Regions from separate parts of the Mus musculus genome. Here regions 2 and 3 are each linked to region 1. Evidence: chromatin loops called from intact Hi-C (ENCODE). Cell type or tissue: heart. All regions are shown on one strand.

The links. Hi-C counts contacts between places; a loop is a spot of excess contacts. Peaks named below come from ENCODE experiments on the same cell type or tissue, not always from the same donor. Only the 100,000 strongest peaks of a DNase experiment are listed, where the experiment ranks them.
Region 2: it touches region 1 in a loop (3.0-fold over the local background); 9 of 42 quality-filtered maps call a loop at or near these places.
Region 3: a loop joins it to region 1, with 10 times the contacts of the local background. A loop is called at or near these places in 26 of 42 quality-filtered maps.

What each region holds. Positions count from the first base shown.
Region 1 is chr7:75,370,074-75,372,573 of GRCm38, forward strand. No RefSeq gene overlaps it. Among named protein-coding and RNA genes, the nearest start is that of Sv2b, 62 kb to the left of the region's middle. In heart, a CTCF peak has its summit at 1,019 (motif pointing right); DNase peaks (open chromatin) are centred at 1,018 and 2,078; H3K27ac peaks cover 755 bases.
Region 2 is chr7:75,711,681-75,714,180 of GRCm38, forward strand. The region is part of intron 17 of Akap13 (A kinase (PRKA) anchor protein 13); the gene reads left to right. Among named protein-coding and RNA genes, the nearest start is that of AU020206, 69 kb to the right of the region's middle. In heart, no CTCF peak of the experiment used is centred here; a DNase peak (open chromatin) is centred at 1,331.
Region 3 is chr7:75,552,740-75,555,239 of GRCm38, forward strand. The region is part of intron 2 of Akap13 (A kinase (PRKA) anchor protein 13); the gene reads left to right. Among named protein-coding and RNA genes, the nearest start is that of Akap13, 98 kb to the left of the region's middle. In heart, a CTCF peak has its summit at 1,087 (motif pointing right); DNase peaks (open chromatin) are centred at 742 and 1,482.

The DNA.
Region 1 (2,500 bases):
CTGGCAACTGTGGCTATCTGCACAAGACAGGGCCCACTAACATTCCCTGTGGGTGGTGGGCGAGCTCATGAGGCCCCACCTCTCCCTGAGGAGCGATGGGCAGTAATGATTGCAGGGGTAGAAGTCACATTCCTCAGTGGTGTGGACAGTGGCAAGTTGTCCTTGCTCAAGCTAATAACTCCCCCAACCTTTCTCATTAAAGCAACCAAACTTAAACGCAGTAAGGAACAACCATGTTAAAACTTAAAAAGACATGGAAGTAGGAAGGGCACTTGCTGGGAAGAAGGGTGTTAACAAGAGGGTCAGGGAGAGAAGATAGGAAAACTGGGGAGGAGTTGGGAACATGGCTCGGGGAACACTGGCCTCAGAGACAGTGCTGGTGGTGCACACCCATGCAGGCAAAACACTCATACGTATGAAATAAAAATAGTAAGTGACTTTTTAAATGTCTCTCATTGTCCTGGCATTGACCTTGAAAGGCGTGTGGGAAATTGTGCTGCTAGGTCCACCCTACGCACCCCTACTCCCTGCCATCTGAGGGCTGAGGATCTTGGACCACAGCCTTCCTTCGTGCACTGAACAGCAGCTTGACTCACCTCTCTGGGACTCTTCCTTGCTTTTATTTTCTGCAATGCTTTGTGAGAAAAGTGTGTACCCCAGTGTCAAGGAAGCTTCTGGTGGGGCTCCGCTGCCAGCTCGTGGCTCCACTTCCTCAATCTCTGCGCTTCTGTTTCTCTTTTTTTTTTTTTAAACTCAAACCTGTGTGCTTCTGTGTCATTTATAAAATACTGTTTAAAATGTTTCAAGTGTAGCAACAGCTGCTACTATAAGGCTGTTACATTTAAAAAATACTAGGAACTATGTTAATCTTTGAAAACCCCAGAAGATCTGCTGGGAAAGGAAGGCAGGATGGTGTAAAGCCTGCCTCTCCAGCCTTTTCAGCGTATTGCTGTTGGATATATCACTGTCAGGGGCTTGCGACAAGCTCTTCCCTGGTTCTCCATGCTGTAGAGTGCCTGCCCCAGCAGATGGCAGAAGAGAACTGAGATGATGGAGAAGAAACCTGCCCAGGCGATTCACTCAGTCTGTGCTCTGAACACAGAACATCCTCATTCTAGTATATAATCTGAAACAGCCCTGCATAGTGATGTCATAGATTTACTAAATCGTATAAACACAGATGGGTCTGGAAGGTCTGTCAGTGACCGCTACAGTGAAATCAGTCTCTCCAGGGTTCCGGACACAGAAATGCCTACCCCAGTGTCCTCTGCCCGTAACCCCAGCTACTGTTCCCTCCTACCCTACCCTCCTTGTTAGGGTGACTAACTCGGTTTAATTTTCATGTCTCAAAGTAGATACCCAAAGGAAAACTACCTCTGATGGGACATGAAAGATTGAATTGGTATTTGCTTTCTTTTTTATTATATTTACCTCTCTCTCTCTTTCTCTCTCTCTCTCTCTCTCTCTCTCTCTCTCTGTGTGTGTGTGTGTGTGTGTGTGTGTGTGTGTGTGTGTGTTTCAAAGAAGCTAGAGTTACCTGCACAAAACCAAGCCAGTCACTAAGTACATGAATCCAAGAATGGGGTGGGCTCAGGCCCAGCACTAGCTGAGGAGATTTTGACAACTAAGGTAAGGGTTGTTACAGAAAGAGAAGTCATTTTTCCTCTGGCCCTTGCTGGGTTGCCCATATGCATACTGGTAAGACTAACTGGACTCAGTAGATTATTTAAAAGAAGGAGGAGGGGGAGGAGGAGGAGGAAGGGAAGGAGGAAGAAGAGTAGAGGGACATAAAGGGGAAGGACACGTGTGGGGGACTCTGGAGAAAGGAGTGGGGAGCAGGGCTATTATCAGACACATTGTCTAAATTATGAAATTGTCAAAGAACAAATAAAAATATATTTTTAATGAAACCACAGTCCCCGGATCTTGGCCCCTTGCTATCTATATCTGTGTGGAAGACATTTGGTCGGTTAAATCACCATCCGACTTGAAGGACTGGGCCAGGACGGGGGCACAGTTAGGAAGGAAGAGGAGGAGATGCAGCTGCTGTGAGAGTCACAGCCCTGTCTGCTGATTAGAGGATGTGGCTTTCTCACATGGACTCGCACAGCAGACAGGCTGCATGTGGTTTCCCAGGCCCACATGCTCTCTCTGCCCTTAAACAGGCTACCTCCTGGGGGCCCTCAGAGTCATCTACACCACGAACTGACAACATATGGGGCTTCTGTGAGGATTCCATGAGATCACAGATGGAAAGGGACCAGGCATGCAGTGACTCTGACTCCCATGCAACTGGGTGACAGGTGCAGGAAGATGTCATCGTTTTAGAATAACCATTAATCCAATTATTTTCTTTCCAATAATATGTAAAATATATAGTCATTGAGAAAATATATAGTCTGGAGAAACAGAGAAAATAAATGAAACTAAGATCATGTCATTCTGCTACCAGAAAGTAATAAACAGACTTGAAAAGACTTGAAGTCTGGCCATGTGATGC
Region 2 (2,500 bases), 340 kb after region 1:
ATCCCTGCAGTTAGTCACCTACCTCCTGGGAAACCACTGTGCTTTTAGAAGACAGTGGCTTTTCTTTTTGTTTAATAAAAACCCATTTTGTCTGACCACTGGGTAGGTCTTAATAACCCAGACAGCTGCTCTCTCAGGCTCTGGCTTGTGATTTAGAAGGATCAAGTATAGGACATGACAGAGATGATGTATGTTGATGGTTTGCAGTGACTTACTCCTGACATCTGCACATCCGAGTATCCATCTACTTGCAAATACTAATAGTTTGGTAGGATGGACTTTTCAGTGAAGTCATCTTCACTGAGACCACAAGATTACCCTGGACCAGTCTGTCAGAACACACAACAATTGCCTGAAGAAAAGATCCTTTCTTGATCAACAAGACCACTTTATGTGCAGTTTGCTGTGGAATAACACAGAAGTGTTCATGATAATGGCCACAAAAACTGGTGGGTGGTACAGCATCTGTGTGCTCTCACAGTCTGCTTCTATGTTTAACAGAAAGCCTAAACCTCTGCTTGGGAATGTTTCAAAGTAAATGAATTTAGCAGAAATGTTAGGGGGACTTTTTTTCCCTTGGTCCAAACTGTACTCCTGGTTTAGGGTTAGTGGAGAAATAAATGTCTTTGCAGTTCTTCATTCTGTACCATGTAAAGCTATCTGTGGATAATCAACTGTTCTCTCTGGCTGCCACAAATAGTTTATTTTGTGGAAAGCTCAGTGGAGTCCTTCAGATTAAAGAATTTGTTACATTCAAAGTTTTGAATCTTGCCAGCGGTTTTATTTTGTTTGCATTTAACAGATGTAAAACGACATTGAGACTATTGTTGGTTTGTATTCTGTTGTGTTGGCATCTTCTGGGTGCTTTTGTGGTGAGTTATTTCTGTTGACCAAGACAGTAAACACCAGACTGACTGGACCCTAAGTAGGAAACATTAGTTAGACCTGCATGATGGTTGGGTTTTCCTTTGGATTTCTTCAGAAGCAGCAGCTCAGTAACTGGATGGTTTCTGAATTTAGAACCAGTCCGTTGCTTCTGTGAGATAGGAAACACAAACAATTGCCTAAAGAAAAGATCCTTTTATTTAGAAGAAAAGAAAGTAAGTAGTTTGAGCAATAAAGTCCATTCTCTATCAACAAGAACACTTTGTTTCTCTCTGTTTACCAAGGTTCTTTCAAAAACTGCTGTGAGGAGCAGTTAGCCAAAGTGGCTTAGCTCTTTTCTGTGGCTTTTCTCTCATTCTGAACATCAGCACTGTGGTTATTAACACTGGCTACTAAGAACGTCTCACATGGTTTTTGCATACAAGTACTATCAGTCCAGACCAGACAGCGCCTAAAAGTCCCCAGTGATTTTAAACAAGAAGTTGCAGAAAGAATCCTGGAACATGTGTTTCTGAGTTGCTGTTAGTTCCATGGGTTGGTTGGATTTTGTGTGGTTGGTTGGTTTGGCTTTGTTTCTGGGGGGTGTTTCTTTTCTTGTTGTTAGAATTAGAGTTTTCCATTTTCCCATAGGAGGAAAATGTTTCTATTTGTTCTTAACGGCCATGTGTCCTTAAAAAGGATCAATTTTTTTTCCACATAGATTTTTGCTGCTAGTAGACAAAACAATGCACTAAAGTGCTTTAATGTTCCTTTCTTCAAAAGTCTGGCTGCATATGACAGTTTTCCTGCTGAAAAAGAAAATGCGTAATATATAATGTTTCCCCGGAGATCTATCATGGATGATATGACAAAAAAAAATCATTCCCAGGCATGCAAATTTGTTCCATTTTCTTTTGTTAAATGTTCTCATGTAAGAGAAGATAGGGAGGGAGGGAGGGAGGGAGGGAGGGAGGGAGGGAGGGAGGCAGATAAATGGATGGGTGGATGCAAGCTGAGCTATTGGCTTTTAATTTCATAGAAATATGATTAAGGGTCAGCTCTAAGCCTGTGAACCACTGTACTTTGTGACTTTTTGAAGAATTTTGAAATAATGAAATCATCCCACTTACTGCTCTTAGGCACTGTTTTAAATATAAAGAAGGCCAAATCAGCTTTTTCTTTGTTATGAACATTTGATAAATGTTGAAGTTTGTTTTAAAAAAAGAAAGAAAAGGAAAAGGTGTAGCATAGATTTAAGCACAGCCATTGAGAGAAAAGTACTTAGAGGCAAAGGGCAGTCTGCAGCCAAGTGTGGGCTCCAGCTTCTCTGAAGAGCCCTGGCAAGTTTTCTTTCGTCTTCCTAACAACACAGTATGGTTTGTGGCAGTGTACTTAAAAATATACTAGACATGCCTTCGTGTCTTATATTTTTAATTGTCTATTTTAAAACAGATAGTACAGTTGTAAATCCCATGACTTTGGCTGCTGTCTGTGGCGCTAACCATTACTAATTCACTCACACCTAGCACTAAAACCGTTGTCCTATGTGTTGTGTCTAGGACCACTTGGTGACAAATTTAGTGTTTTTCCAGTAGATACTTCAGTGTGGTTAACAGATAGCCATGTGAACTGCTTA
Region 3 (2,500 bases), 180 kb after region 1:
GACCATGATGCAAATAGACCTGATTCCATAGGTTTTTTTTTATTTGTCTGTAGACTGCCTATATAAATTATGCAGCATAAATGCAAGCAGTATTTTGACATTAGCATTTTAAGTTTAAAGATCCCTACTATGAGTGGTGCTATGTTGAGTTGGTGGAATGCCAGGTAAAAAGTCAGTTCCAAATGTACTGTTTGTTGCTTGCCTTGAAACACCATCACCTCCTCCTGCCCCCAAATACACACACTCCTACCACCAAACCATTTAGCCTTCAGGATTAATTTCCTGCCATTTGTCTCTGGTGTTCTGCCTTATGCTTCACCCTTTTGTGGAATCTATCACGCCTCTCTTGTCTCAGCTATGCTGCAGAGAACACTGTAAACACTTCAGATGCATTTTTGTGTATGCATTTTCCCCATTTACTCTGTTGGATACTTTGTAAGGTTGAGGGCAGCACTTAAAATTTTTTTTTATTGCTTCCATTCTTATTTGTGCTTTATCTCAGAGCCTTGCACAAAATGGGCACGGGAGTTTTTGTTTAATGTTCTCTAGTGGAATTCCGAGTGATCCTCGGAAAAGAGCTTTGCCCCCATATGTGAATGGTTAGTAATGTTTGATTATCCCAAGAAGATTTATGTCCTCAAAGGGAAGATCAGTTAAGAGATGAAACTACACAGGAGAACTTCGTGATCTGGAGCAAGTGACAGAGTGTTCCGTTGTTTTGACCCCTGGGGTGGGTCCTTTAGTGAGAAGGAACTACAGAGTGAGGCTGAGCATACATTCGAGTTCTCGCCAAGCTGCTGTCCTGGATCTGTTATTTACTTGGAACTCTGTGTGTGCTTTCTTAGTAACCTTGTTCTACTGCTCTGACAAAGCAGTGAATTAGGAATTGTTTTCTCATTTTATGGAGGAAGAAATTGGGGTAGGATTTATATTTAAAGTTACCAGTGTGTTTGCTTGAGGATGGAAGTTTTCCATTGCTTCTTTGAGACATGCTTTGTCATTTGAAAGTGAGACCATCAATTTGTTTTTAATTAAAACCTTTATTTATGTGTGTGTGTGACTGTGTCAACTGAGTGCAGAAGCCTGAAAAAGCCACAAGAGGGCATCAGATCCTTTAGACCTGGAGCTGTGGCAGCTGTGAACCACCCATGGCCAGCATAGGTGCTGAACTCAGGTCCTCTAGCCATCTCCAGCTTCCTTGTTCACTTTCTTAAAAATTAATTATTTATGTTTTCATCCATTCATCCATTATTTATTTATTTTATGTGTATGGAAGCACACAAGTGCCACAGTATGCCCATAGATGTCAAGAGGCCAACTTGCAGGAGTTAATTCTCTTTCTTAATGTGTGGGCCAGTGGGATCCAGCCAGGTCTGCAGGCTTGGGTGAAAACACCCTTACTCACTAACCTATCTCCCTGGCTCTGTTTACTCCTTTTTAAACCAAGAAAGAGCTGTTGGCTCTTGTATATCCTTGGAGCCCTTCACAAAACTCTGTTTGGATTAACTGCTGACCCCATGTGATATACAGAGCATCTGGCAGCTGGGGTGGAATTCTCAGCTGTCTCTCTTTGTTTTGTCCACAGAAGGAAATGTGAGTTTTATCTTACTGCTTGGGCAATGGTACATTCCTTTTTTGGTTCATGAGACCCACCAGTCTGGATGTGGGTTCATTTCCTACCATTTTTGTTATCTTGCATTAGTTTAAAGATCAGGAATGAACATAACCTACTCTTAATGAGCATAAAATTGGGAGGCATCTCTGGTGTACCAAAATTCTATTTTGAGGTTTAGCTGACGTTGTCTAGTTCATCCTTGTATTAAGGAAATCCAGGGAGCAAACCCTAAGAAGCTAGGTCTGCAATTTTATCTTTCCCTTACTAAATCTGTTTTCTAGATCTCGGTGACATTCCTTATTCTTGCCACATCTATGGGCATGATTAAACATTGTTTGTATCTTACTCAAAATTAACTGTTTTTATTTCTTGACTAGGAGAGAGAGACAGATGTTTGAAGACATACTACACTGAGGTTGAAAACCATAGTTTTTCTGGATAGTATAGTTGAGAATACTGCCTTTTTTTTTTCAGATGTGATATATTTGTGTGTGTGCAAATGTTCATGCACACTAGTGCATATACACATACAGAAGCGATTGGCAGAAAAGTATATTGTAGTTGTAATCATATACACCTCTGATTATTTCATGCCTGGTAGTACTTATATAGTATGCTGTGTTCCCTACTTAATTTTCTTTTGTAATCCTAATAGCTTCATGAAATGACTACTCTGTATTAGAGAGGGGGAGACAGTGTCACAGCACCTGTGTCATTTGGTGGATCATGCAGCTAGTAAGGGACAGAATTAGAACCAAACCAGGTCTCTGTCAGTCCCTACAAAGTTAGCAATAAATATCTATTCTGACTTCATTGGGTGCCTGATCAGATTTTTGGAGAGTCTTCTGTGCCTTCTAGAACGTGGAGGATTAACTTAGAGGTTCT